Linked DNA regions of Homo sapiens: region 2 is linked to region 1. A link is an interaction called in ENCODE POLR2A ChIA-PET data of the cell type or tissue named here. Cell type or tissue: endothelial cell of umbilical vein. All regions are shown on one strand. Each heading gives the region's core, and the rest is flanking DNA. Links, peaks and the distances in the headings are about the cores only. Region 1 overlaps PBX1 (PBX homeobox 1). Region 2 has its middle 290 kb from the start of PBX1.

Region 1 (5,388 bases), core at 274-5,273:
AGTAGTGAGAAACTCAGTTTTCCCTGCAAACTTCCCTCCTCATCAGCCCCACTCAGTGTTGAGTTTAGCATTTGCTTTAGTGGCTTTGCTATTTATAGACTTGTCTGGGGAGGTTGGGGTTGGGGGACAGTGTCAGGCAAGGAATCTCACTGTAGTCTTTGAGGGGGGTAGTCAGGCATTGAGAACCAGTGCATTTAAATAAAAATGTCCTGAACATTTCTTTTGGCTTGGTTTAGAGACCACTAGAACCAGTTCCTTTCTCTGATTCTTTTCTGTGGTTGCTTCACTTTCTTGCTCAGTAGAACCACAATCTATTAAGATTTCTTATTTATGTTCTTCTTAGTTGCCAAGGCTGCCATCCTGACTTGGGCATCTTGGCAGCTAATAACAATGTATGTCTAGCTGAGAAGCTTTTAGCATTTTGGGTTGTAAACTTTTTCTTTACATCCAATGTTCATGGGAAGTCCTTTCTTAAACAAGAACCCCCTTCCTTTCTGTAATTAATGAAATAAATGTCAATATATAGTTTCACCTCTTCTGTATAACATCCTTTGAATAAGTAGTGCTTATGACATTCATTCATTCATTCATTCATTCAGATATTCAACAAATGGCTTTTTCCAGGAGTACTTAGTAAAAAAGAGAGAAGAACAACTGGGGAACCTGGCAGTACAACTTTGATATTCACAGATAGGTGCTGTACTACACACATGTTGAAAGAACTGTAAATGTAGGTGATTGCTCTCATAGTCCTATGGGCACACACATCTTATGTTTAGGGGTTTACATTGGTGGACTGACTTATTGCTGTAATGTGTTCAGACAAATAGGAATAAGAAGAGCAAAGGGGTGTGTACTATCTGCAGAAGACACATGTGCATGTATTTCATTGCTGTGCTAGAGGAAGCTGCTCATGGTAAACGTGCTGAAGTTATCCCTGTTGCAAGAACAAGCATCAAACACAGGACTGGGCACGTGATGAATGTTCAATAAATGCATGCTTTCCCCTTTTCATTTCCAAGGTGGAATGGAAACATCTGAGCCCATGTGGAGCAGCATTATGATGCAAGGGAACAATTACTGGACTGTTCTATGTTGAGTTGATAGGTAATGAGGGGGCACCTCACTCAGAACAATTTCTTATCTGTAATGGGGGCACTAGTTACACTCATTATCCAGGCCCTGTCCACTTCCAGGGAGGTTGTGAATCTCTAGTGAGATGGGCGTAAAATGCTTTGTAAATTATAAAGCACCATGTAACTAAGATTTCTTTGTTAACCTATACTGTCACAATTGCTTATAAAATCAAAGCAAGAGAAAGAAGTCACAGATTGGCAGGCATGTGGAGGGCTGATTTAGAACATGGCATAGATTTAGAAATCCTGTTGAACACAGAATTCGTGGGGCATGCAGTGAATATGGAGCTGGAGATCTCAAGGGAGTTGAACAGAGAGGTGTGATTGAGAGTCAGATGATGGTGAGTCGAGACCATTATCCGCAGAGGGAACTTGAAAATAGAGGTTATCTGCCCACAGAGAGAACAGTGGCAACAGTCCACCAGGATTTTATATGGAGAATGAGATTTGAATGTCGACCTCACACCCAATTTCAGCAGCAGCTCTGCGTTGTAAGGATGTCATGCATAACGAGGTATACCAGCGAAATAGCAAGCCCATGCTTGACATTGAGCAGCATAGGGTGTTGTTTGTGTGTGTGTGTCCCTGTTTCTCATTCCCGGTTTTACATAACTGGGATGTAGGATGCTACAACTACTGCTGTATCTTCAGGTAAGATGTACTGCTATCTTTCACTTTTATGTAGATGTGTTCCTAAAAAGTGTATGGGTGTGATTTTGGTAATCCTTATCCTAAACTTAAGTCCATTCCTTAGTTTCATGGAAGCAATGTATATGACAGAAGGAACACCAGAGGGGAGTGTTGTGGAGAGTGTTGTGGTGACTTGGTAAGTTGCTTACACATTGGGGGTCTTGGCTGTCTCATCTCTAAGTGAAGGGGTTAGATATGAATGATTAATAAGATCCCTTTCAGGTCTATGCTTCTAGCACTCCCTTTTGTCGGGTGAGGAGCCCTTTTTGTATTGTGTATACTCACCCAGCACTTTATCTGCCTCTTTGTTGTTAGCTGATGATCTTTGTGTGTCTGATTTTTTTTTTTAAGAGTAAGGATGTCATGCACTCTTATTCAAAGTGTAGAGTTTATTCTCCCATTCATAGGAATGCAAAATGAGAAGTTTTAAATACACGGATTCACTTCCTAACCCAGTTTCTCAGAAGATTAATGAATAGTCATCCTGTTGACCCATCTGCTTCTCTTCTTCACATCGTTTTGTGCGGATGAGGCACACACAGACACAGAGTTCTCACTTGCAGCAGTCCGGCACATACAGCCTCACACGCGCCACACCAGGGGGTGTCCCCAGGAGAGGTAGAACAGGTGCCAGATGTTGCAGCAGTACACTCCTCCCTGATCCTCCTTCTCATCCCCCACCCCTTTTCTGAATCTCCTGCACAGTCACTGAAGTCCCATTTTTATATGCAAGAAGAGAAGAGAAAGAGCCCTAGGATGCAAGGATGCCTTGTCACCTCTCATCTTCTGTGCTGGGATAGACACCTGATCTTTTTGGAAGTGAAATCCAGAGTCTGGGGCAAAGACCAAAGGACAGAGGCCAAACCAAAAGTGACTGCATGGTTGCATGCGGGCCCCAAATGATTGAATGAAGCAAGGATACCCATCGCAGGGAGCTGAAAAACCTCACATCCAGATGCGGTCAGAGAGGTTCACAGAATGAAAGGCAGTCTGATGAGTGAGTGAGATACACCCGCCTGTAGAGCACAATAGAAAAATCAATAGTAAGGGGAGGTGAAAGAGTTTCAGCTGGGTTTTATTGAGCACAAAGAAGACAAACTGGCTTTTGCTGTGACTTCAACTGTATGTTAATAGTGCTTTTTAAAAACTACAGTACAGGATTTGGGGAAAAAAAATCACACGGTAAAAGTTGCCAGCCAGTATATGTAAGTGCACACACACACAGAGATGAGGAAAAAGAGAAAAGAGAAATACACTCCGGACTAAGCTTTTTTTTTTTTTTTTTTTTTTTTTTTAGTTTCGAAGCATATGGTGAAGTGTGCTATAATTTTATATGCATATATATTCTTTATTCTGGACTTCCAGAAAGCAATGAGTTTCATCTGTTTTTTTCCCCACCTCTGGTTCCTTCTTCCTTTCCCTTGCTCTCTACAAGTCTGCTGTGGCTTTATTAGGAATTCCCTTTGGTTTAGGGGGAAAAAAAATAAGAGGGAGAGAGAGAGAGGCTGGAGGGGGAAGAAACAAAACTAGCTCTTGGCTGGCCGCCCACAGCATGGGCCCAACAGCCTTGTTTGAGCGCGTTGCCCCGGCCTTCTGTTTTCTTAAGCTCAGCCCCCTTTATCCCTCCGCCCCCACCATGCCCTCCTTTTCCTAACTGGGCTGAGGGAGGCTGTTTCTACCCTCCTAACCCTCTTTTTTCCTTTCTGTTGTTTAAAGAGAATCTTTCTCTCTTTTTTGAGGCTCCAGCGGCGAGAACAGCAGCGGATTTCTCCTTGCCGGCCTCTCCCCTCCTCCCCAGCCCCCTCCCCGATGAAGGGTTCATCCAAAGTTCGAATCCAGACTCTGAACAAAGTGGCGCAGACCTTTTCCTGACTCCTCACCCTTTGTCCTCATCACTCAGTGACAGACAGGAATCAAATGCTGAGGACCCAGGCGGGAGAGGGGCAGTGGGGGAGGGAGGGGAGAGGAGAAAAGTTCCCATTAACTCGCCGGGCCCTTAACAACCACTGGAAGGAGGAGGGGGGCGCGGCTGAGAAAGGATTTTTGTTTAAGTTTCTGCAGGCACACACACAGCATTCCCAAGTTGTTTGCAGATGGTTTCATCTGGTTTCTGTTTGAGGGGAAGAGAGTATGGGATGATCAGTAAGGAGAGGGGGCGGGGAGAGGGAAGAGTCTTCTCTTGACCAGAAAATGATACCTGTGGTGTCTTTTCCTGAAACTGAAAACATTAAAGCGTTCTGATCCCAGAGAAAACAAATTCTCTGGGATATAAGGGTTCACCTTTTGGAGGTGGATTACACTTTTCAGGACACCAGAGAACCATAGAGCAAATTACTTCTTCCAGAGTGCTAAATGATCCCCTGGTGCCCTGGAAAGAGACCGTTTACCTCCAAAAGGTGAGTTGTTTATTGCCAGAGAGTAGAATATTGGCTGTAATGCCTGCTCATCCATCCTTCTCCATCCCTGCGAGGTATTTAGGGTGGAGGAGATATTATCCACCTGTCACCATGGGGAAGGAGACTGACAAATACTTTTCTGATTCCTGTTCCTAAGATTGAATTGCTGGGGAGGAAGGTGAAGTGACTTTTCCAAGGTCTTATAGTGATCCAGTGATTGAAGTTGAATTAGATTTCTGTTCCTGTTGTGGTGCTCTTGTTTGTCAGAGAAAAATAAATATCTTAATGCTCACACGGAGCCTCCCGTAAAAAGGCTGATAAGAAAGGCCAGGTGCGGTGGCTCATGTCTTTCATCCCAACATTTTGGGAGGCTGAGGTGAGACATGGCTTGAGCCTAGGATTTCAAGACCAGCCTGGGCAACATAGTGAGATCCTGTTTCTACAAATAGTAATAATAATAAGACATCCAGGTGTGGTGGCACATGCCTCTAGTCCCAGCTACTCGGGAGGCTGAGGTGGGAAGATTGCTGAGCCTGGGAGGTCAAGGCTGCAGTGAGCCGTGATCGTGCTGCTGTGCTCCAGCCTGGGCAACAGAGCGAGACCCTGTGTTGAAAAAAAAAAAAGCTGGGGGTCAGGGAGCAGATAGAAGAAATACCTTGGCCAGCGCAACTGGAAAGGGAGGAGCCAAAAGGGGAACACTTTCTTGATTGTCCCAGCCTCATTAGGAGCTACCACAGGGCTCTCCTGCATGCTCCTTGTTTTCTTTGTGCTCTGGACTTGCTCACTTGCACTGCTTGCTTCTTCCCAATCGCCGCCGCCCCCCTGTGCTTCAGGTAAACAAGCTGCTCTGTGGGAAGTGAATAATGGGGCCTAAACTGACGAGGAGGAAGTTAAGTTGAGAGGTGCCGTTTTTGGTGAGCCTTAATGAGGAGGACAACAGTGTGAAATCTTACTTGGCATTGTGACCAGGAGATCTATTGCCTTTTCCTCCCCTAAATCTTCAGAATCATAGTGGACTATATATGACTCCCAAAAGTGTATGCTTTTACCTAGCCCTTGGAAGCTTGGATGGTTAGAGCAATTGGGAGTTTAGTCTGTTGGGGTAAACAGGGCATTGATCTAAGGATTTGTTAAACTGTAAACCAAATAAAGAGCAAAGTCTGCTC
Region 2 (5,388 bases), core at 154-5,153, 320 kb before region 1:
TACTGACATTAAGAAAGATATATAGACCAATGGAAGGAAATTGAGAGTTATATATGGAATATAAACCAATGTATCTATAACTAATTGATTTTTGACAAAAGTGATGAGTTCATTCAATGGGGAAAGAAGAGTCTCTTCAACAAAGGTACTGGGACAAATGGATTTTCATCACATGAAAACAGAGTTGAATCCTTAGTTCACAGCATATACAAAAAAATTAATTCAAAGATGGATCAACGGCTGAAATATAAGAGCTAAAACCACAACATGATTAAAAGAAAACCAAAGTAAATCTTCATTACCTTAGATTTGGTAATGAAGACTTAGATATAACACCAAAAGCATGAGCAATGAAAGGAAAAATATATAAATTGAACTTCATCAAAATTAAGAACTTTTATGCATCAAAGGACACTATCAAGAAAGTGAAAAGATAGCCTTTAGAAAGGGAGAAAGTATTTGCAAATAATATATGTTAAGGGTTTAATATCCGGAATATATAAAGAACTCCTACAACTCAACAACACAAGACAAAAAAAAATTTAAATAGGTAAAGGACTTAAATAGACATTTCTCCCAAGAAGATATACAAATAGCCAATAAGCACATGAAAAGATGTTCAACATCATCAATCATTAAAGGAATGCAAATAAAAGCCATAATGAGTTACCGTTTCACATTTATTAGAAGACCATAATAATTAAAACGAAACAAAAACAGAAAATAGCAAGTGTTGCCAAGTAAGTAAAGAAGTTGGAACCCTAATACATTGCTGGTGGGAAAGTAAATTGTTGTAGTCACTGTGAAAAACTGTAAGGCAATTCCTCAAAATAGTAAACATATAATTATCATATGACCCAGTAATTCCACTCCTTGGCACATACCCAAAAGGATTAAAACAGGGGGTTAAACAGACATTCATAATTGAATATTCATTGCAACGTTATTCACAATAATCAAAAGGTAAAAACAATGTAAGTGCCCAACAACAGTTGAATGGGTAAAGAAAATGTGGTGTATACGTACAATGGACTATTACTCAGCAATAAAAAGAAATGAAGTTGTGATACAAGCTACAACATGGATAAAACTTGAAAATATGCTGTGTGAAATAAGCCAGACACACAATAAACAAGTACTATATGATCCTACTTACATGAAATACCTAAAATAGGCAAATACGTAGAGCCAGAAAATAGATTAAAAGTTACTAAGGGCAAGTGTATGGGAGATTGAGAAGTTATTGCTTAAAGGCTAGAAAGTTTCTGTTTGTGGTGATAAAAATCTTTTAGAGATAGCGATGATGGTTGCATGGCATTATGAATGTAATTAATGCCACTGAATTGTATACTTAAAATGGCTTAAAATGTCAGATTTTGTGTTACATATATTTTACAACAACAAAAAAGTGAAAAAAGTGTTAATGCTACTACAAAGCAAGTTAACCAAGAAAGGCAATTCCTCAGTATAATTTTGCTCTTTTTGAATTAGTCTTCAAAAGTTATCGATCTCTATTTAATCTAACCTTGCTTTGTACACAATGTTGAAAGGGTCACTTTTTACCACTCACCTGGAATTTTTATATTGTGTCAGAATTCCTCCTAACACTGTTCTACGATTTCAGTCCAGATTGAGGTTAAGTGACCTCCTAGTAGCTTGTACTCAACTTTCAGCTGGCTTTTGTTTCCTCAATTATTTGTAGGCTGTTTTGATGTACGTCAGCCACCAACTAGTCCCCATTCATGTAATAAAGTTAAATAAATGTATGAGCACCTGTCCACTCTTTTTGACTTTTCTGCTCCTGTCTTTCTTATTTTTCCAGCCACCAAAAGAAGCAGAAAGCGCAAAATAACTAGGAAGTAAATTCTCTTGTCATTGGAGCCCTATGTGATTAACGGTTTGGCAGTCATAAGGTTTCTCTCCTGTTTCACATCAGGATTTAACATCTCCATTCCAGCAAGAATTGCAAGCTGTTAGATGGTGCTTTAATTTGCTAATAATTTAAATACATAAATACTCACCACTTTCATGCAGAGAAACTCTGCTTCTAATTACAGCATAAGTACAAAAACTTTACTACATAAATATCAAGCAATATCTAAACATAACCTAGCAAAGATACTTAAATAACCTTTACTTTTTTGTTATACAATAGATTTTTAAAATATAGAAAATAGAAAATACCAGAAGGTATAAGGAAGAAAATTAAAACTATCAAAAACCTCACCATTCACAAGGCATCAAAATTATCTTTGCATATTTATTTATAGTTCTCTTCATGTTAAATGTGTATGTGTATACATACATAAGTAGGGTTATCAAGGGTATTATCTTATTATAAAAAGTATATATTCATTATAGAACATTTAGAAGACATAATAATTTTTTTAAATGATTGTTACTTTATCATTATTTGGATGCAATAATTTTTATGTTTTTGCTACATATGCTTCCAAATTGTTTCTGTGTCAGTTAATGACTATTCCTGATTATAGAAGACATAAATGTTAATTAGCTAAACTTGGAAAATGGGGCAACTTATTAAGAAAATCAATGACTGGGATATATCCTTCCTGAAATATAAATATAGCTTCAGTGACAGATAAAATTATTTTAAGGCAATTCTACATGTCACTCAACAATTGAACATCACTATTTTCTCAGTCATCAAATATACTACTAAAGCCTAAATTTTAATATTTATACAGAATTTTTCAGTCTGTACCTATCATGGTTTAACTATTCTATCTTCTGTTGTCTATCTTATCTTCTGCTCAGCTTATGAGGGTACAAATTTCTTTGCACTCTCACCAAAATCAATAATTATCATATTTTTAAATCTTCACTGATTTATTAGGTGAAAAAGTATCTTACTTGAATTTTTAATTTACCCTGGTTTGATTATTAGTGACATTAAACCTTTCCTACATATATGTTGATTACTTGTTTTATTTCTTTTGTGAATTGCTGTTATGTATCTCATGTATTTTTGCTTATGTTTTCTATTTTTTATAATAATCCTTTGTCTATGAAGTTAGAAATATTTCTTCTTTCATAAAAATTATACAAATTATACAAGTTATTTGTTTTAAATTTATAGCTATTCTTACATAGATGGTTTCTTTAAAAATTAAATTAAGATCTATCGTTTTTTTCCATTTAGTTTTATTTTATAATTATTCTTAGGCAGGCATTCCCTGCTTTCCAATATTTAATATTTTAGCTATTTTTTTATACTTTTTGTTTACATTTAATTCTGAATACTACTAAAATTTAATTGTATTACATCATTTGATGTAGACAATTGAAATTCCTAATTTTTTTCAATTACTTAGTATCGTTAATTGGAATGTCTACATTTATTTGAAATGCTAGCTTTATTACATGCTAAGTGTTCTATATATGAATGGGTCTCTTTCTAGGCTTTGTATGCTATTGCATTGATAGGTTTATCAGCACAGAATTACTAAAATTATTGTAAAAATATAAACACTCTAATGTCTCTCAGTCTGAGTGACCTCTTTTGTTCTTCTAATTATTTTTGTAAACATTATTATTATGAAGTTTTCAAAAAACTTGAAACTTATTTAACCTTAGAAGTAGTGAAGTGACTATTACAATTTAGAAAATCTTCCTCCCCACCCTAAAAATTATAAAACTTTTCGCAATTGTAATGACCTTGGACAAGATACCTAAAGCTTAACTTTCATCATAATGATCATTGAGGCATTTTTTTCTGCAATATTCTTTAGAGCTATACAAAAAGTAATGACCATTGTCCAGAAAGTAGCTCTAACATCAGTCATAAGAGCATCCTACTTAATTATGTGCTTACTGATTATACACGAATGAACAATGATGCTTCTGACTGTGATCTCTATCAACACGTGGATAACATTGAATAGATCAGTAAGTAGTGGTGCTTTTAAGATCCTCACTGGCAGTTTCTTGCTTTTGGTCGAACAATGTAATATTGTATCCGTAAAAGGTCACAGCATTTCTGGTGGCAGTAGATAGGTTAGTGGCTTTGAGTTCTCTGAAATTTGAAGTTTTGTTTCAGGGTTAATTTAGAGTTTTTATGGAAGGTTACCCTGCAAATTTCTTTAGGAAACCTGCTGCCATATATCCTTTGCAAGCACTGACTAGAAGAACCAGGCTTTATAAAGAATTGTTTAGATTAATCCAATAAGAAGCCTGAGGAATAGAAACAAATAAGAAAATTGCACCATTGTCACTTAAACAGGGTTTTCTTATGAATTATATATGAGTTATTTATGTTGCCCTTTGATTCTTTTATGTTTCCTTTTCAAAAAGGAACAAGTATTTTGGCAGTTACATTCAATAATTAGAAATTCATATTAAGCTGCTAGATTTGTATCTACCAACTTTTCTCCCAGGCCAAACTTATTATATGCCAACTAAGTTTTTCTTAGTTGACTTCTTGAAAGTAAGTTTGTTTTTCTACATGAATAGTTGATTTCTGAATAATCAATTCAATTTACAAATTTTCAGAAGTGGATAATAGGAGTAATAATGCTTTAGGGATGTAGAGAAAAAATTCACTTAGAATTCATTAAACACTGTGTGTCCACAACCCCAATCTCCCTCTTCCCTCCTTGGATACAGGAAAAAAAGTCATTTCATGTTTTGAGGTCTTTTGTGTTCTGTCTGTGTACAAAGAAAAGGAGGTTCCTCTCCAAGGCCTACTTAGAAACTAAAACTTTGACCCATTCATTTATGTGCCCGTTAATCAATATTTGTTGAACATCTGCATTTTACTAGGTATTTCGATATTATACTAGGCATGAATTGTAACTTCTGTGATAATCTTTGATTTAGGACACTGGAGTACCCTAATGTGAGGGCTACAATTAATTAGAATCTAAAGACAAAAGCAGAGAAATGAAAATAGATTTTAATATATTTCCTGTGATCATTAATAACAAGCTTGCTCAAAAATTATTTTCAGCCTTTAACTATTGACCTTCACCATTTGTCTAAATTTTAAAAAGTGAAACTGTATTTACTATTGGATTAAGCAAGTCTATTTTTTTTATTGATAAGCTCTGTAGCATATATCTTCTGAAGCTTACCTTCTCAATTCAATGCCTTATCCCTTGGCCTATTCTCCATTTCCAGAAACATATCTGATTCAAGATATAAGATAACATATTAAAATAACTAGCTAACATATGCTTCCTAGACCTATGCTGAAATAAGTTCTTTAGAGCAGAAGAAAAACACATCAGATGGGAACTTGGATTTAAAAAGTGAGGAAAAAAAAGAAAGAGAAGGAAAAAGAGAGAGAAGGAAGGAAACAGGAAGGAGGGAAGGAAGGAAAGAAGGGATGGAGGGAGGGAGAGAGAGAGAGAAAGAAAGAGAAAGGAA

Evidence for each region. Peaks named below come from ENCODE experiments on the same cell type or tissue, not always from the same donor. Only the 100,000 strongest peaks of a DNase experiment are listed, where the experiment ranks them.
Region 2: POLR2A ChIA-PET joins it to region 1 with 10 read pairs; 3 of 35 experiments call an interaction of 5 or more read pairs at or near these places.

The regions. Positions count from the first base shown.
Region 1 is chr1:164,585,380-164,590,767 of GRCh38, forward strand. The region is part of intron 2 of PBX1 (PBX homeobox 1); the gene reads left to right. Among named protein-coding and RNA genes, the nearest start is that of PBX1, 29 kb to the left of the region's middle. RefSeq lists an enhancer at 5,254-5,388. In endothelial cell of umbilical vein, for the core only: no CTCF peak of the experiment used is centred there; DNase peaks (open chromatin) are centred at 3,372 and 3,652; H3K4me3 peaks cover 380 bases.
Region 2 is chr1:164,266,387-164,271,774 of GRCh38, forward strand. No RefSeq gene overlaps it. Among named protein-coding and RNA genes, the nearest start is that of PBX1, 290 kb to the right of the region's middle. In endothelial cell of umbilical vein, for the core only: no CTCF peak of the experiment used is centred there; no DNase peak of the experiment used is centred there.